3 separate regions of the Homo sapiens genome follow, and regions 1 and 3 are each linked to region 2. The links are chromatin contacts, found by Hi-C or POLR2A ChIA-PET in ENCODE. All regions are on one chromosome and are shown on one strand. The core of a region is the stretch at or near the end of the contact, and the rest is flanking DNA. Distances in the headings are between cores, read along the strand shown.

What was found. Hi-C counts contacts between places; a loop is a spot of excess contacts on that map. ChIA-PET counts read pairs that join two places held with the same protein, here RNA polymerase II (POLR2A). Pooled maps may share reads with other maps.
Region 1: a map of Right ventricle myocardium inferior shows a loop between it and region 2 (7-fold over the local background). The contact joins the promoter of IFRD2 here to the promoter of AMIGO3 in region 2. A Hi-C loop is called at or near these places in 1 of 168 maps with a recorded cell type or tissue (Right ventricle myocardium inferior), 3 of 37 single-sample maps with no recorded cell type and 11 of 50 pooled maps. POLR2A ChIA-PET finds 5 or more read pairs at or near these places in 1 of 52 experiments (naive thymus-derived CD8-positive, alpha-beta T cell).
Region 3: a loop to region 2 is called in a pooled map, with 4 times the contacts of the local background. The contact joins the promoter of P4HTM here to the promoter of AMIGO3 in region 2. A Hi-C loop is called at or near these places in 8 of 50 pooled maps. POLR2A ChIA-PET finds 5 or more read pairs at or near these places in 2 of 52 experiments (activated T-cell and common myeloid progenitor, CD34-positive).

What each region holds. Positions count from the first base shown.
Region 1 is chr3:50,289,905-50,294,211 of GRCh38, forward strand. It overlaps IFRD2 (interferon related developmental regulator 2), which reads right to left and starts at 2,525. Exons shown (of 12, transcript NM_006764.5): 1 at 2,313-2,525; 2 at 656-775; 3 at 484-568; 4 at 266-390; 5 at 25-182. The coding sequence starts at 2,370. It overlaps HYAL3 (hyaluronidase 3), which reads right to left. Exons shown (of 4, transcript NM_003549.4): 3 at 3,728-3,817; 4 at 2,928-3,611. The coding sequence ends at 3,342. RefSeq lists a silencer at 2,234-2,443 and enhancers at 2,824-3,013, 3,404-3,959.
Region 2 is chr3:49,716,443-49,721,273 of GRCh38, forward strand. AMIGO3 (adhesion molecule with Ig like domain 3) reads right to left here and starts at 3,242. Exons shown (of 1, transcript NM_198722.3): 1 at 387-3,242. The coding sequence starts at 3,023. The coding sequence ends at 1,509. It overlaps RNF123 (ring finger protein 123), which reads left to right. Exons shown (of 39, transcript NM_022064.5): 35 at 1-35; 36 at 4,069-4,211; 37 at 4,358-4,452; 38 at 4,578-4,663; 39 at 4,743-4,831. It overlaps GMPPB (GDP-mannose pyrophosphorylase B), which reads right to left. Exons shown (of 9, transcript NM_021971.4): 9 at 3,474-4,831. RefSeq lists enhancers at 662-1,162, 2,208-3,015, 2,497-2,606, 3,377-3,606 and a silencer at 4,601-4,778.
Region 3 is chr3:48,987,265-48,992,113 of GRCh38, forward strand. P4HTM (prolyl 4-hydroxylase, transmembrane) reads left to right here and starts at 2,977. Exons shown (of 9, transcript NM_177939.3): 1 at 2,977-3,346; 2 at 3,569-3,650. The coding sequence starts at 2,993. LOC124909376 (a long non-coding RNA gene) reads right to left here and starts at 2,608. Exons shown (of 2, transcript XR_007095903.1): 1 at 2,284-2,608. RefSeq lists enhancers at 1,697-2,260, 2,261-2,823, 2,571-2,730, 3,388-3,949 and a silencer at 2,841-3,220.

The DNA of each region.
Region 1 (4,307 bases), core at 1,275-3,774, 570 kb after region 2:
TTCATGGGGCACAGGCACACTCACGTGGAGCCGGGCAGCAGGGCTAGCTGTGCTGTCACTGAGCACAGAGACCAGCAGAGGCTGCAGGCTGTGAAACAGCTCCTCACCCTTAGGTCCAGGGCCCAGCTGCACGCAGAGCAGGCCTAGCACAGCAGCAGCCAGGGCTTGTTCCTCGCCCTTCCCTGTGGGATGCTTTCCAGTCAGCCCATGCAGCAAGGGCCAGTGTCTGCCCAGTTTAAGTCTCCCACACACCCCCAGGTCCAACCTTTCTTGAGGCACTTTTCCAGGGCATCGGCTAGCGTGAGGCGGCGCTCCAGCAAGAAGTCGGGGAGTAGGCGGGACGCTAGGGCCAGGCGCAGGCTCTCAAGAGCACCCTGCCGGGTCTTGGCACTGGGGGAGGTCGAGAAGGGGGGTCATATGGGCCAGCCCTCCCTTGATCACACTTGGAGCTGGGTGTAGGAGTTGGCTGGCAGCCAGGGGTACCTCTTGTCTGTGAGACAGTCCACATACTCCTTCAGCTTTTCCTCAAGGTCTTCCTGCTGGCCCTGCTCATCCACGACATCCCCCCCTGCAAGGCCACCTGGTCAGCACCGCTTCTTGTCCTCAGCCCATGGAGCCCTCACCAAGCCCCTGTCAAACTTCCACCCGCTCTCACCAAGGCTGTCCTCTGCAGTGGTGCTGAGAAGGCTGGGGCATTCACTGGCGGTGCTGCGGGCCTCACTGGCTGCCTCATCGTCACTGGAACCCGAGTCAGCTTGGGCACTGCTCCGGGCACCTGGAGAAGGTGGAATAGGACACTCAACTTGCCTCTACTGATGAGGGATGGCTGGGGGTACCTCACTCGACCTCATAATCCCAAAAGATAGAATGGTGTCCCTCTCAGAGATGAAAAACCAAAGCCAAGGGTCAGTTCAGTAGGGCTGGTGCACTCCTGTGTGTGGGGTCTGTCCAGGGCCAAGGGCTGACATTGGCAAGGTTGGCTGCTGTGGCAGAGTTTTGGACAGGGTGTGATCACCAGGCTGGCCCTACTTCTAAGAACTACTCACACCCCTCATCTGCAGGACAAAGTCCAGCCTGCGCACTGGCCTCTGCTCCCCGCCACCTTTTTTTTTTTTTTTTTTTTTTGAGACAGAGTTTTGCTCTTGTTGCCCAGGCTGGAGTGCAATGACGCCATCTCGGCTCACTGCGACCTCTGCCTCCCGGGTTCCAGTGATTCTCCTGCCTCAGCCTCCCGAGTAGCTGGGATTACAGGCATACGACACCACACCCAGCTAATTTTGTATTTTTAGTAGATAGGGTTTCTCCATGTTGGTCAGGCTGGTCTCGAACTCCTGGCCTCAGGTGATCTGCCTGCCTTGGCCTCCCAAAGTGCTGGGATTACAGGTGTGAGCCACCACGCCCAGCCTGCTCCCATTTTATCTTACTATTCTACCTGCCGGAGCAGCCCAGCCTTCCCTCATTCACTCCACTGCGCTGGGGTCCCTCCAGCTGCCAGGTCTTTGTACAACTTGCTCTCTTCTCCATCCTCTCAGGACTCACCCAGAAGCACTTCCCCCCAGGCCTCCCTGAGTCCTAAGTCTGGGGCTGACACCACTCAGTGAACATGTTCCACACCCTATTAGATGTCCCCCACCCAAAACCCACCATGGTGGTGACCAGTTTAAAGTTGTGCCTAGGTATTTTCCTCCTTCCTGTGCCCGGCCCTCCTCCCTTCCCCCTCAAGAATAAAAATAAATAAATTTGTGCGTGGTAGGCACCCCATCCCAGCAGAGTAAACATATGTGTTTAACGCATTAAGATAGGCTCCTGGTCTAAGCTGATAAGCGAGTCCCAAGACTGCCTCAGGCTCCAGGATACTCAGCTACCTTGTGGAGTCAGGCCTGCCAAGCTGCCAAGGCCCTAACCAGGTAGCTTCCCAACAGAGCCCCCTCCCTCTCTTCACCGGAGCAGGCCAGGACTCCCGCCAACTTCCTTGACCAGTCCAGGAAAGGATCAGGGTTTGGCAAGAGGACTGGCTTCCTGCCCTGTCCGGTGAGTTTGTCCACCCAGCAGGCAACTGAGGCCCGGAGGGGCTGGCCGGGTCACCGCTGGGAGCGCGGACTCCCAACAGGCAGTGGGCAGCGAGCTCAAGTTGGGCACGCACGTGGCCAATGACTGCTGGGGCACGTGCCAGCCTCGGTAGAGTTATGGGAAGCTGCGTGGGGCTGGCCGAGGGGGTTCCCCACCCAGGGCCCTCGAGAACAACCAAGGGGATCCAGCAGGACCCCCGCCCGCCGCTCATACAGCTGTCCCGCGCCCCCCACCCCACTCACCTCCTCCACGGCGCTGACCACCCTTCCGGAGCGTGTTGCCCTTACGGGCGCGAGGCATGCCGGGAACCGGGCGCGGGGGGCGCGGGGTCAGGGACCCGGTGGGTGTGGGCTCCAGGCCAACGAGACGCCGGCCGGTGCGCTGCGCTGAGACTTGGCCAGACGACGGGAGCCACACGCCACGCGCGCCACCATCTTCGCGAGGCGCCCCGCCCTGCCAAACAGGTCGCCGGGAAGGCGAGTTCCAGGCCATCCGATTCAGGCCCACATCCACGAGGCTAAAACTACTAATCCCAGAGGCCTGAGCGCGCAGGCGACGGCGGCTAGCTGCGCGTAGAGCACCATGGGAATGGTAGTCCACGCCTGGGGCCCACCAGCCGACGACGCGCTGGCTGAACTATGCACCCACAATGCCCTGCGCGCGCCCCAGCCCCGCGTCGGGAACAAGTGCACGGTGGTTAACTCCGAAGCGTCCCTCAGTGGAGCACCAAGGCAGGACTGGCTTCTCAGGGCACTTGGCAGCGGGACACTCCAGACGAGACCTACCCCTGCCTGGGTCTGGGGACCATGGGAAGGGCTTAGAGCTTGGGATAACAGGAGCAACAGCCAAACCTCAGGCAGTGGAAAAAAGTGACTTTATGATGAAAGAGTGCAGACAACAGCTTAGCACTTTACCGACCTTCGCCAAGATTTTTTGGGGCCCATCTGCCCGTGCACGGCCCATCTGTGACCTCTCCATGGGCTTAGTGAGGTGTAGGCACAAAGCCCTAGGCTGGCAGCCCTAACTAGCTGGAACCTGACTCTCCCTGGAACTGCTTCCTTGCCATGGAGGACTCACATGATCTCAGAGGGCCTCTGGTTTTATAAGCGTTTTTTCTGGCCCCTTCTACCCCTCAGGGATTCCAAGGGAAGCGGGGTGTGTGCTTGGGAGGGTTGACTGTAAACTGAATAGAGCAAGAGTGGGACAGAGTAGTTCCAGGACTGGAAAAGTGGCAGCAGGGAAAAGAAGAGGCAGTGGCAGGGGCCCTGGCTTTATACTGCTTCTTTAGGCCCAGGCCTGGGCTCCTGGCAGGTGGGGCCAGCCCAGCCCCAGTAACAGTGGCAGCTGAAGGACTTCCAATCTCCAAGGCTGCCGTCTGGCCACAGGTGTAGAAAGGCTTCCATCTGTCCTGGATCTCGCCGGGCACAGCGCCCGTGGCCATGGCACCGCTGGTGACTGCAGGCCATCGCTGCCCTGGTCACATTGATCACATAGGGGCCCAAGGTGTCCACCAGGTAGTCATGGAGATGCCAGCACTCCTCCTGAGGAGAAGGGAAGATATGTGTCAATATGCCTGCTCTATAATCTTGACATGGCCGTCCCCCACCCTGGGACCCCAGCATGTGCTACATGGCAGGCTCAAAGGGGCAATGATCACCTCAGAGCTGGAGAGGCTCAGGTCCCCCCAGAGCACCACGCCGGCTGCCCCTAGTGCTGCACTCACACCAATGGACTGCACAAGGTCATCCTGGAGGCAGAGAGCTGCTAAGCCAGTGCTGGGCTGGCCAGATCCATGTGGGCACACATCCACATTCAAGAAACTCTTCTGGTTCACTGTCACAATCTGATTCTAACTCTACAGTAGGGACTCTCTAGTTTGGTTTGGTTTTAGAGGCGGGGTTTTACTCTGTCATCCAGGCTGGAGTGCAGTGGCATGATCATAGCTCACTGCAGCCTTGAACTCCTGGGATCAAGTAATCCTCCCACCTCAGCCTCCCAAGCAGCTGGGACTACAGGTGCATAACACCTGGCTAATAATTTTTTAGGCTGGGCACAGTGGCTCACACCTGTAATCCCACACTTTGGGAGGCAAAAGCGGGAGAATCACTTGAGCCCAGGAGTTCAATACCAGCCTGGGCAACATGACAAAACCCCATCTCTACAAAAATATAAAAATTAGCTGGGTGTGGTGGTATGCATCTGTAGTCCAGCTATTCGGGAGGAGGCTTAGGTGGGAG
Region 2 (4,831 bases), core at 1,992-4,491:
CTGGTGCAGCTCCTGGTGCGTGGCCCAGCCTCAGAGTGAGTGTTGGGGACCGTGGGCCCCTGTGGGAGTTGGGTGTGTCTGGTGAGGAGGGGCTGGACAGGGCCTCCTGGTACTTCAGTTTCCTCATCTGGAAAATGGACCTCAGCATCAGGTTTTGAGGCAGAGGGAAGGTGGTGAGGTGTGAACGGCCTAAATAGGGGGCAGACGGAGCTGCTCTAAGTAGGAGAATCTGGGACCCCAGCAGGACAGGTGGCCCTGGCCCACAGAGCCACTGGCTTGTGGCCATGCCTCAGGCCAGGCATGGGAGGCAGGACTCCGGAGGGTGTGCCGTCCTGTGGTGGACAGGGCCAGGCCGCCAGGAGAGCTGAACACACGGAGGACCGCCATTGTCTGCAAAGGCTCTAGCAATAAGCATGTGCTACCTTTATTAAACTCTGGAGCAGCGAGGTCCAGGATGGCCATGGGGGCCCCCAGCTCGGCCCCCACACATGAAGGGCTCCCAGACCCCCCTTCCCTGCCCCCCTGCAGTGGGAGCAGTGAGATGCATATGAAGCCAGGGTACCGCCTCAGCCATTAGGCTGAGACCAGTGCCAGCCCTTAAGAGGCTCCTGCTCTCGAGGGACGTGGAGTTCCGGCTCGGCCCTCCCAGCTCGGCCATGCTCGCCAGGCTTTTCGGGCTTTTTACTGCTGAAAAGCAGGGGTGCAGGCCATGATCCCCTTCACTGTGTCTTGTGAGCCCACAGAATGGGCTCTGCCTTCAGAACAACGGGTGGATGCCCCAGGCCAGAGAGAGCAGGGCCTCTGGCTGGGGCTTAGGCCAGACCACCAGGAACCTCTTGAGGAGCCTTTCCTGCCTGGTGCCTGCCCACCGGACTCTGCGTGAAGTTGTGAAGCTTTCAGGAGGTTGGGTGTTGGTGGATGGAGGGAGTCCCATTTCACCAGAGGGCGGGCTTGTTTCCTCTTTCTGTCCTGGGGTGTGGGCGAGATCTTCCTTCAGAGCCGCCTTCTTTTCCCTGTGGGCCCACTCCCTCCCACCCCCTTGGGAAGGGGAGGTGGCCCTGCGTCAGCTCTTGAGCACCACTCCTCGAGAGCTGTCTCAGCCCCTGAGGGTGGACGGGAGGCTCTGCTACAGGGGTTCTTCCACAGGCTGTAGAAGAACACAGCCACTTCCACAGCTGTGCTGTGTTGAAAGCCACAGGGGCCTGGGTCTCTCAGCCTCACAGGGCATTTGGGCACTAGGAAGTCCGCGGGAAAGCAGGAACTAGCACACCTTGCAGGGCCTGGGGCCTTTGGGTCCTGTGCAGGGGCAGAGCAGAAGGCAGGTTGGGGACCACAACCCCTGTCTCTACCAGTGAGCGAGAAGGCCCATTGTGTTTCGAGGCCCATACAGGAAGCTGGGGGGCCAGGCACAGTGCTTCCCACCAGTATCTGCCAGTTCTCTGGACCGAAGCAGGGAGCAGGGCGAGCAGCAAGAGGGTGGGGGCCTGGGTGGGGGAGCCCTGGGCAGTCTAGGTTGTCATGGGACCCTCGGAGCCTATGGAGCTGGCGGACTCAGAGCCAGCCTTCAGCTGCAGGCCTCCAGGGTTGTAGAGATCGAATTCCTCAGCTACTGCCAGCTGCACGCGGCCATTGAGGCCCCTCCGGCCTGGCTCCAGAAAGACTACGTGCTTGTGGACGCTGGCCTTGCGGCTGGGTGCGTCTGGCGGTGTGGTGCTGAGTACTGAGGACTGTGCGCTCAGCTCTTGGAGCGGGCTGGGTGTTTGGGGCCAGCGGCGGCAGCGGCAGGCACGGCGGCAGCAGCGGCAGGGTGGGGCGAACAGGTAGAGCAGCACGAGCACAAGGCCCACGGCACAGCCCAGCAGTGTGGTGAAGCCTGTGTTGAAAGCCTCGGGCTCTGGGCGCGGAAAGTGCACGCTCACGTTGTACTCGTGCGTCTGGTTGTGGTGCAGGCGGGGCCCAGTGGCCAGGCACACGAAGAGTCCCGCATGCTGCTCCTGTACGTTGCCTATGGCCAAGCTGCCGTCGGCCAGCACCGCGATGCTGCCATCGCGGGATCCTGGCGCCCTGAGAAGCTCCTGCTGCGGCGAAACCCAGGCAATGCGCATGGCCGGGACGCTGGTGTTGCAGTAAAGCCTCAGGGACCGACCCACCAGCGCGTACAGGTGCTCTTCCGGCCGCTCTAGGCCAAGAGCTGGGGCCGACGAGCAGTTCTCAAAGACGCGGCTGTGCTGGAAGAAGCGCACGCGGGACGCGGGTACCTTGAAGGCCAAGCATACGTACTCGCGCGCAAAGTCGCGCACGGCGCTCAGGCCCCGCTGGTGCCAGCGCTGTAGCAGGTGGTAGAGGCGGCAGTCGCAAGGCAAAGGGTTGTTGTGCAAGTAGAGGCCGTTCTTGAGGAAGGCCGGCAGCGCGGCCAGCTCAGGTACGGAGATGTGTCCCAGCCGGTTGGAGGAGAGGTCCAGAGTAAGCAGGTGGGTGGCGCTCAGACCGTGCAGGTGGTCGAAGGAGAACGAGGCGAGTTCGTTGCAGCCCAGGTAGAGATGGCTGAGCGCGCGCAGGCCGTGGAAGGCATGCTCGTCCAAGTGCACCAAGCGGTTATTGAACAGAAGCAGCTTCTCCAGCGCCCCCAGCCCGTCGAGGTCGTGGCGGCCAAGCGCCCGCAACGTGTTAGATGATAGATCGAGCAGCCTCAGGCCGCTGGCGTTGACGAAGACGCCGCGACCCAGCGCATCTAGTTCGTTGTGGTCTAGGTGCAGGGCGCGCAGCTGGAAGAGGGGCGCCAACCAGCCGGGGCGCAGGCGCTGGAGCGCGTTGTGGCTCAGGTCGAGGTCCGCAGTAGCGGCAGGTAACTCGGCTGGCACGTCCTGCAGCCCTAGGCCAGTGCAGCTTAGCAGGTCGGCAGCGCAGATACATTTGTAGGGGCAGTTGTGGAGCGCACGGGGCGGGAAACCCTCGGAGTCCGGGGTGCCTAACCCAACGCGCAGCATGCAGAGCAGTGTCCCCAGCAGCACCAACCAGGTCATGGCGGCGACCACCAGGGACAGTACAGAGCAGCTCTGTGCAGGTTGCAGTTCCAGGACTCACCCTCTTCTGCTCTAGTGCGACATGGGTGGCACCGGATGGCCCTTGCCGAGGAGGCACGGCGGGTTCTTGCCAGCCGACGGCCCCTACTCTCCGGTTCCCAGGTTGTGAGGCGGTGCGGCACTCTTAGCCGCGCTCCCTTCGGCTTCGCTAGCCCTCTCCAAGCGAGTTCCTGATCGGCTCCTAAATACTCCCCCCAGGGGCGGGGCCCGGGCTCCTATTGGTTCCCGTTTGAGGAGGCGGGGCGGCTACATCCCTTTGTGCCCAATGGCCCCGCATGACCGCCAGATGGGGAGCAAGGCCAACCCCAAAGTCCCCGTCAGCCTTTGGCTGGCAGCTCTCCGCCGCTCGTTTTTCCTCGGGGAGTAAAAGGGGGAGTCTGGAAGAATGTCTCCAAGCTGCTGTTAGTGTTTATTTGAAGTGACTTTGAAGGACTGATAATATTATGGGGCAGGCAGACTCTCACTATCTTAAGGTGGTTCGCCTGAGCCTTCTTAAAGTGGTACCCCAGGCCGGGCGCGGTGGCTCACGCCTGTAATCCCAGCACTTTGGGAAGCCAAGGCAGGTGGATCACCTGAGGTCAGGAATTCGAGACCAGCCTGGCCAACCTGGTGAAACCCTGTCTCTACTAAAAATACAACAATTAGCCGGGCGTGGTGGTGGGCGTCTGCAATTCCAGCTACTCGGGAGGCTAAAGCAGGAGAATCACTTGAACCCGGGAGGTGGAGGTTGCAGTGAGCCGAGATCGTGCCATCGCACTCCAGCCTGGGCAACAGAGCGAGACTCGTCTCAAGAAAAAAAAAAAAAAAACAGGCTGTGTGGCACCTTACTAGAATACAGGACTTGGGGTTTGGGAAGCAGGGAGACGGAAAGGATGCAGGGGGGGTGATCATGTACGAGCCATGGCACTCCTCATTGGCAATCCCAAGAGAGACTTTTAGCCAGGCCCCAAGCCTTCTGACTGCCCTTGCACCCTCCCCTACCTAGGAGAGAGCAAGCCACATCAGTGCTCCTGGCAGATCCCTGCTTCCAGCTACGCTCAATATGCTATCTCCTGGGACAGCCAGAGCCCCCAGCACCTGGCACTGCTCTGCCAGCCCCTGACCGGAAGCGCTTCTCCCTGCAGAGCTGTGAGTGGGCTGGTGGGGCAGGTCAGGGAAATCTGGGGCTGGGTCGGGTCAGGAGCCTTAAGAACAGCAAAGTCCTAGGCTGGGAATATTCAAGAGGCATCACATCCTCAGCTACCTCTGACTTGACACTACCTACCACTCCCCAGATGCGGATTATATCAGTGCCGATGAGCTGGCCCAAGTGGAACAGATGCTGGCGCACCTGACCTCTGCATCTGCCCAGGCAGCAGCTGCCTCCCTGGTGAGTGGGAACACGGTGCACAGGTCCATGCCACTTGAATATGTGTGCACTCCTACACAGGCACAACGGACATCCACATAGCCAGGCATCCAACTCCAGCCCACCCTTCACTCTCCTCCCTGCAGCCCACCAGTGAGGAGGACCTCTGCCCCATCTGCTATGCCCACCCCATCTCTGCTGTGTTCCAGCCCTGTGGCCACAAGTCCTGCAAGTAAGTGGGCCCCACAGCTTGGTGGTGGGGAGAGCAGTAGGTACATGCAGGGCAGTCCTCATCCCCTCCCCTGTTGTAGAGCCTGTATCAACCAGCACCTGATGAACAACAAGGACTGCTTCTTCTGCAAAACCACCATCGTGTCTGTAGAGGACTGGGAGAAGGGAG
Region 3 (4,849 bases), core at 1,727-4,226, 730 kb before region 2:
TGGGTGACAGAGCAAGACCCTGTCTTAAACAGGCCAGGCGTGGTGGCTCATGCCTGTAATCCCAGCACTTTGGGAGGCCGAGGGGGCGGATCACCTGCAGTCAGGAGTTTGAGACCAGCCTGACCAACATGGTGAAACCCCACCTCTACTAAAATATACAAAAAATTAGCCAGGCCTGGTGGTAGGTGCCTGTAATCCCAGCTACTCTGGAGGCTGAGGCAGGGGAATAGCTTCAACCCAGAAGGCAGAGGTTGCAGTAAGCTGAGATCGCGCCACTGCACTCCAGCCTGGGCACGACAGAGCGAGACTGTCTAAAAAAAAAAAAAAAAAAAAAAAAGGCCAGGCACAGTGGCTCACTCCTGTAATCCCAGCACTTTGGGAGGCCAAGGCAAGGAGATCGAGAACATCCTGGCTAACACAGTGAAACCCCATCTCTACTAAAAAACAAATACAAAAAAATTAGCCGGGCGTGGTGGCAGGCACCTGTAGTCCCAGCTACTCAGGAGGCTGAGGCAGGAGAATGGCGTGAACCCGGGAGGCAGAGCTTGCAGTCAGCCGAGATGGCACCACTGCACTCCAGCCTGGGCGACAGAGCGAGACTCCACCTCAAAAAAAAAAAAGAATACAGATCAATAGAAGGCCTGGATTTGGTAGTATGTATTGTCATGGCATCAAAGGGCCAGGCTTTTAAAAGACTGAGAAATTCTGGTTTCTGATGTGGTTGTGAAATTCCCACAGCTGACAGCAGGTGGAGCAGCCCTGCAACCTGCTTGCTTTCTGTTGTCTGGCAATGAGCTATCAGTACCTGTGCTTAGTGGTAGGCCTAGTTCAGGTAATAGGTGTAAGAATGGAGTTCAGGAAAATAGGTTAAGCAAAGTACAGATTTTATGGTGATCAAATTCTAGTTTTTAAAAGGCTAGAGGGGCCGGTCGCGGTGGCTCATGCCTGTAATCCCAGCACTTTGGGAGGCCAAGGCGGGCGGATCACGAGGTCAGGAGTTTGAGACCAGCTTGGCCAACATGGTGAAACCCCATCTTTATTAAAAATATAAAAATTAGCTGGGCGTGGTGGCACGTGCCTGTAATCCCAGCTACTTGGGAGGCTGAGGCAGGAGAATTGCTTGAACCCGGGAGGCAGAGGTTGCAGTGAGCCGAGATGAAGCCACTGCACTCCAGCCTGGGTGACAGAGCAAGACTCTGTCTCGGGGAAAAAAAAAAAAGGCTAGAGGGAAATAGTCTCAACTTCATTCCAGAAAAGGTATGAGAAAGCCATGAGATCCTTGGTAAAATTATGGTTCTGTTGGTTGGTTTATTATATTTAAGAATTTAGGAGATTTGGTCTGGGTGTGGTGCCTTATGTCTGTAATTCCAGCACTTTGGGAGGCCAAGGTGGGTGGAACACCTGAGGTCACGAGTTTGAGACCAGCCTGGCCAACATGGTGAAACCCTGTCTCTACTAAAAATATAAAAATTAGCCGGGCATTGTGGCGGGCACCTGTAGTCCCAGCTACTTGGGAGGCTGAGACAGGAGAATTGCTTGAACCCGGGAGGCGGAGCTTTCGGTGAGCTGAGATCACACCACTGTACTCCAGCCTGGCGACAGAGCGAGACTCTGTATCAAAAAAAAAAAAAAAATTATAATTAAAAAATTAAAACTAAATAATAATAAATAAAAATACAAAAAAAAAAATTGGCCCGCCATGGTGGCGCATGCCAGCTACTTGGTAGGCTGAGGCAGGAGAATTGCTTGAACCCGGAAGGCAGAGGTTGCAGTGAGCCAAGATCGCGCCACTGCACTCCAGCCTGGGCGACAGAGTGAGACTCCGTCACACACACACAAAAAATCTTAGAAGAAAGAGGTGGGCCTGCCCTTGGAGCCCCTGGCCTGCCTTGACTTGAGGGGACTAGAAAATGCAGACTATGCTTTGCTATGGGGAAGGGAGAGGAGATGGGAGTAGAGGTAGTGGGGGTCTTAACCAGGGTAGGGAGAAACCACCAGTGTGACCTGCCTTAAAAGTGTTGCTCTTGCCTGCAAGTCCACCTCGGGGAGGGGGGTCAGCTTCTGCCCTGAGGGCGTGTAGTAATCTCTTCCTGAGGATAACCAGCTCTAGAAGAGCAGGGATGCCTTGGCACTTGACCACTGGTAGGTATGTCCTCCCCCCACCCCCGTTTTTGGTGATAATCTGTTTAATTTTTCTCTGAGGTAATGGTGTCTCAGTTATGGAAGAGTCCCTTCCCGCCTCTTCACACGTGCCAGCTTTGATGCAAGGAGTGTTCCATATACCTGAGCACTGGTTCATTCCTGCGGGCTGCCATGGGGGGCTCACTTTCCTGATGCCAGGGCTCCTCCAGGATGCCCCCTCTGACGGCCTATGAAACCTTGCACATCAGGCAGCTTCTTCCTAAGGCCTGCCTGACTCCGGCGAGACTTCCCGGGAGATCCGGACCGACCGCGGAACCGAGCTCCAAGAATGCCTGCGAGGAGGCTGTGGGTCCTACCCTATCGCCGCTTACGCAGTCCCAGCCTCCGCGGCGCCCCCAAATGCCGCACTGTTGAGTCATCTCAGCGCTGCCTCCTCCGCGCTGCGCTCCCCACCCCCGCTCCTGGAGCAAGAAGATGCAGACGATACTTTTCCCGGAGGCAAGAGGGCGTCTTCACGCAGGCACCGAGAAGCTCCCACTAGTGTATGCCTTAATGGTGCCGCTCTTGTCCGCGTCTACGCTTGGGACCTTGGCTTCTGACTTGGAGAGTGTACAGCTCTGCCCGACGGCAACCCAGCTTGGGAAGAGAAGCCCCAGCGTGGGCTGGGGCTCAAGGCGCAGGAAGGCCGAGCCCGGCGCGGACGCAGGCGGCTCCGGGCGGGCTCAGCACCCCCAGGCACCGTCTCCTAGTGACCGCGGCGCTCGCGGGCCTGGCGGCCGTTGTCCGGGCGACTGCGCAGCGCGGGCACCCCCGCGGCCCCTCCCCTGGGCGCGCGCGCGACCTGGGTGCCATGGCGGCAGCGGCGGTGACAGGCCAGCGGCCTGAGACCGCGGCGGCCGAGGAGGCCTCGAGGCCGCAGTGGGCGCCGCCAGACCACTGCCAGGCTCAGGCGGCGGCCGGGCTGGGCGACGGCGAGGACGCACCGGTGCGTCCGCTGTGCAAGCCCCGCGGCATCTGCTCGCGCGCCTACTTCCTGGTGCTGATGGTGTTCGTGCACCTGTACCTGGGTAACGTGCTGGCGCTGCTGCTCTTCGTGCACTACAGCAACGGCGACGAAAGCAGCGATCCCGGGCCCCAACACCGTGCCCAGGGCCCCGGGCCCGAGCCCACCTTAGGTCCCCTCACCCGGCTGGAGGGCATCAAGGTGAGGACCTCCCTGCCCCGCCGCGCTCCAGGCCCTGCACGGCTGAGCCCGAGAGGACCGGCGCTCAGCCCGGGTCCCCACGCTGCCCCCGGCGCTGCTCTGCGTCGGTCCCGCGCGCTCCCACTCACTCGCCTGCTGTCGCTCTCCGGGCCGGGGCGACTTGGCCCTTCTTGGGCAGCGCGGTCTGGCGCCCCAGCTGCCCGCTGTGCGCCTTTTCCTTAGGTGGGGCACGAGCGTAAGGTCCAGCTGGTCACCGACAGGGATCACTTCATCCGAACCCTCAGCCTCAAGCCGCTGCTCTTCGGTAAGTCCGCCAGATACTCCTGGGAAGGGCCAGGGGCTGCGGTTTGGTGGCCACCTTGAGGCTCGTTGTGACCACGTGACCTCTATTTTGAAAATGGCTGCTTCAGAGCAGCCCTTCCAGAGGATTACCAAAGTGAAGGACCTTCCCCGTCCTCGAAATAGGGTAACACTCCCTCTTATCCCAACTCCCTGCAGTCCATTCTTCCATCACAGGGCTGGCAGGGTGAGCCTGAGGCTGGTGTCTAAACGTTTCATTGCACCTGTCTTCCGTGCCACCATTAATTCTGTCACCTTCTAGAACTGGGAGGAAGGTGGGAGACTGATAACCAGCTTTCTGCCGACCTCAGGACCTCTGGGGAAAATCCCACTGCCGAAGTGGGCCTTGTGGTCTGATGAGAAGCAGGCCGTCCAAATGTAGATAAACTGGTACCCCCCCAGCCTCCTCCACTGGAGTACCAGTCAGAGGCTCAGCTTTTGCTGCCAGCACTCTGAGATTCTTCTTAAGGTGAAGTCTTTGTTCAGCCATCATGGGCAAAGCTTTCTAGGGTGACTCCAGTTGGAGCCACAACATAGCTCATCGTTTCTGAGCTCTAGTTATGTGCTTGCCTTCATATGATTATTTCATTTAATTCCTGCAACCCCTCTGTGAAGTGGGTGTAGATCCTACTCAGGCCAGTGAGGGGGAAAGTTAGGGACAGAGAGCTGCTGTGGCTTGGCCAGGCTGACACGGTTACTTCAGTGGTGAAGCTAGGATTAGAACCCACATAGCCTGCCTCTAAGGCCTATGCAGTAAAGCCACAGTGCGAGCTGTGAAGACCCCAGAGTCCTTCAAAGACCACCAGTGTCAACTGGGTGGGGACCCCTAGTCCCATGGACATTGTCCAGGGTGTTTGTGTAGCCCAGCCCTGGGTACCTGGCCTCCGTGACAAACATATTTGCAAACCCAGGGCCATTCCTGCCTGCCGGGGGATGGAATGGGTTAGGAGCTGGGGCCAAAGTAGAACATCTGAGCACAAGTCATTACCTCCAAGGCAGAGGGTCCTGGTTGGGGATTATGCCTAGACCTGTCAGAATGATGTCATATGCATGCTGTTTGTAGGGAAATAGATTATGCTGTCAGTCCTGTTGTGGGAGAGGCACCCAAAGCTGGTTGTTGTTATTATTACTATTACTATTGAGTAACGTTGAAGTCTGTGCCAG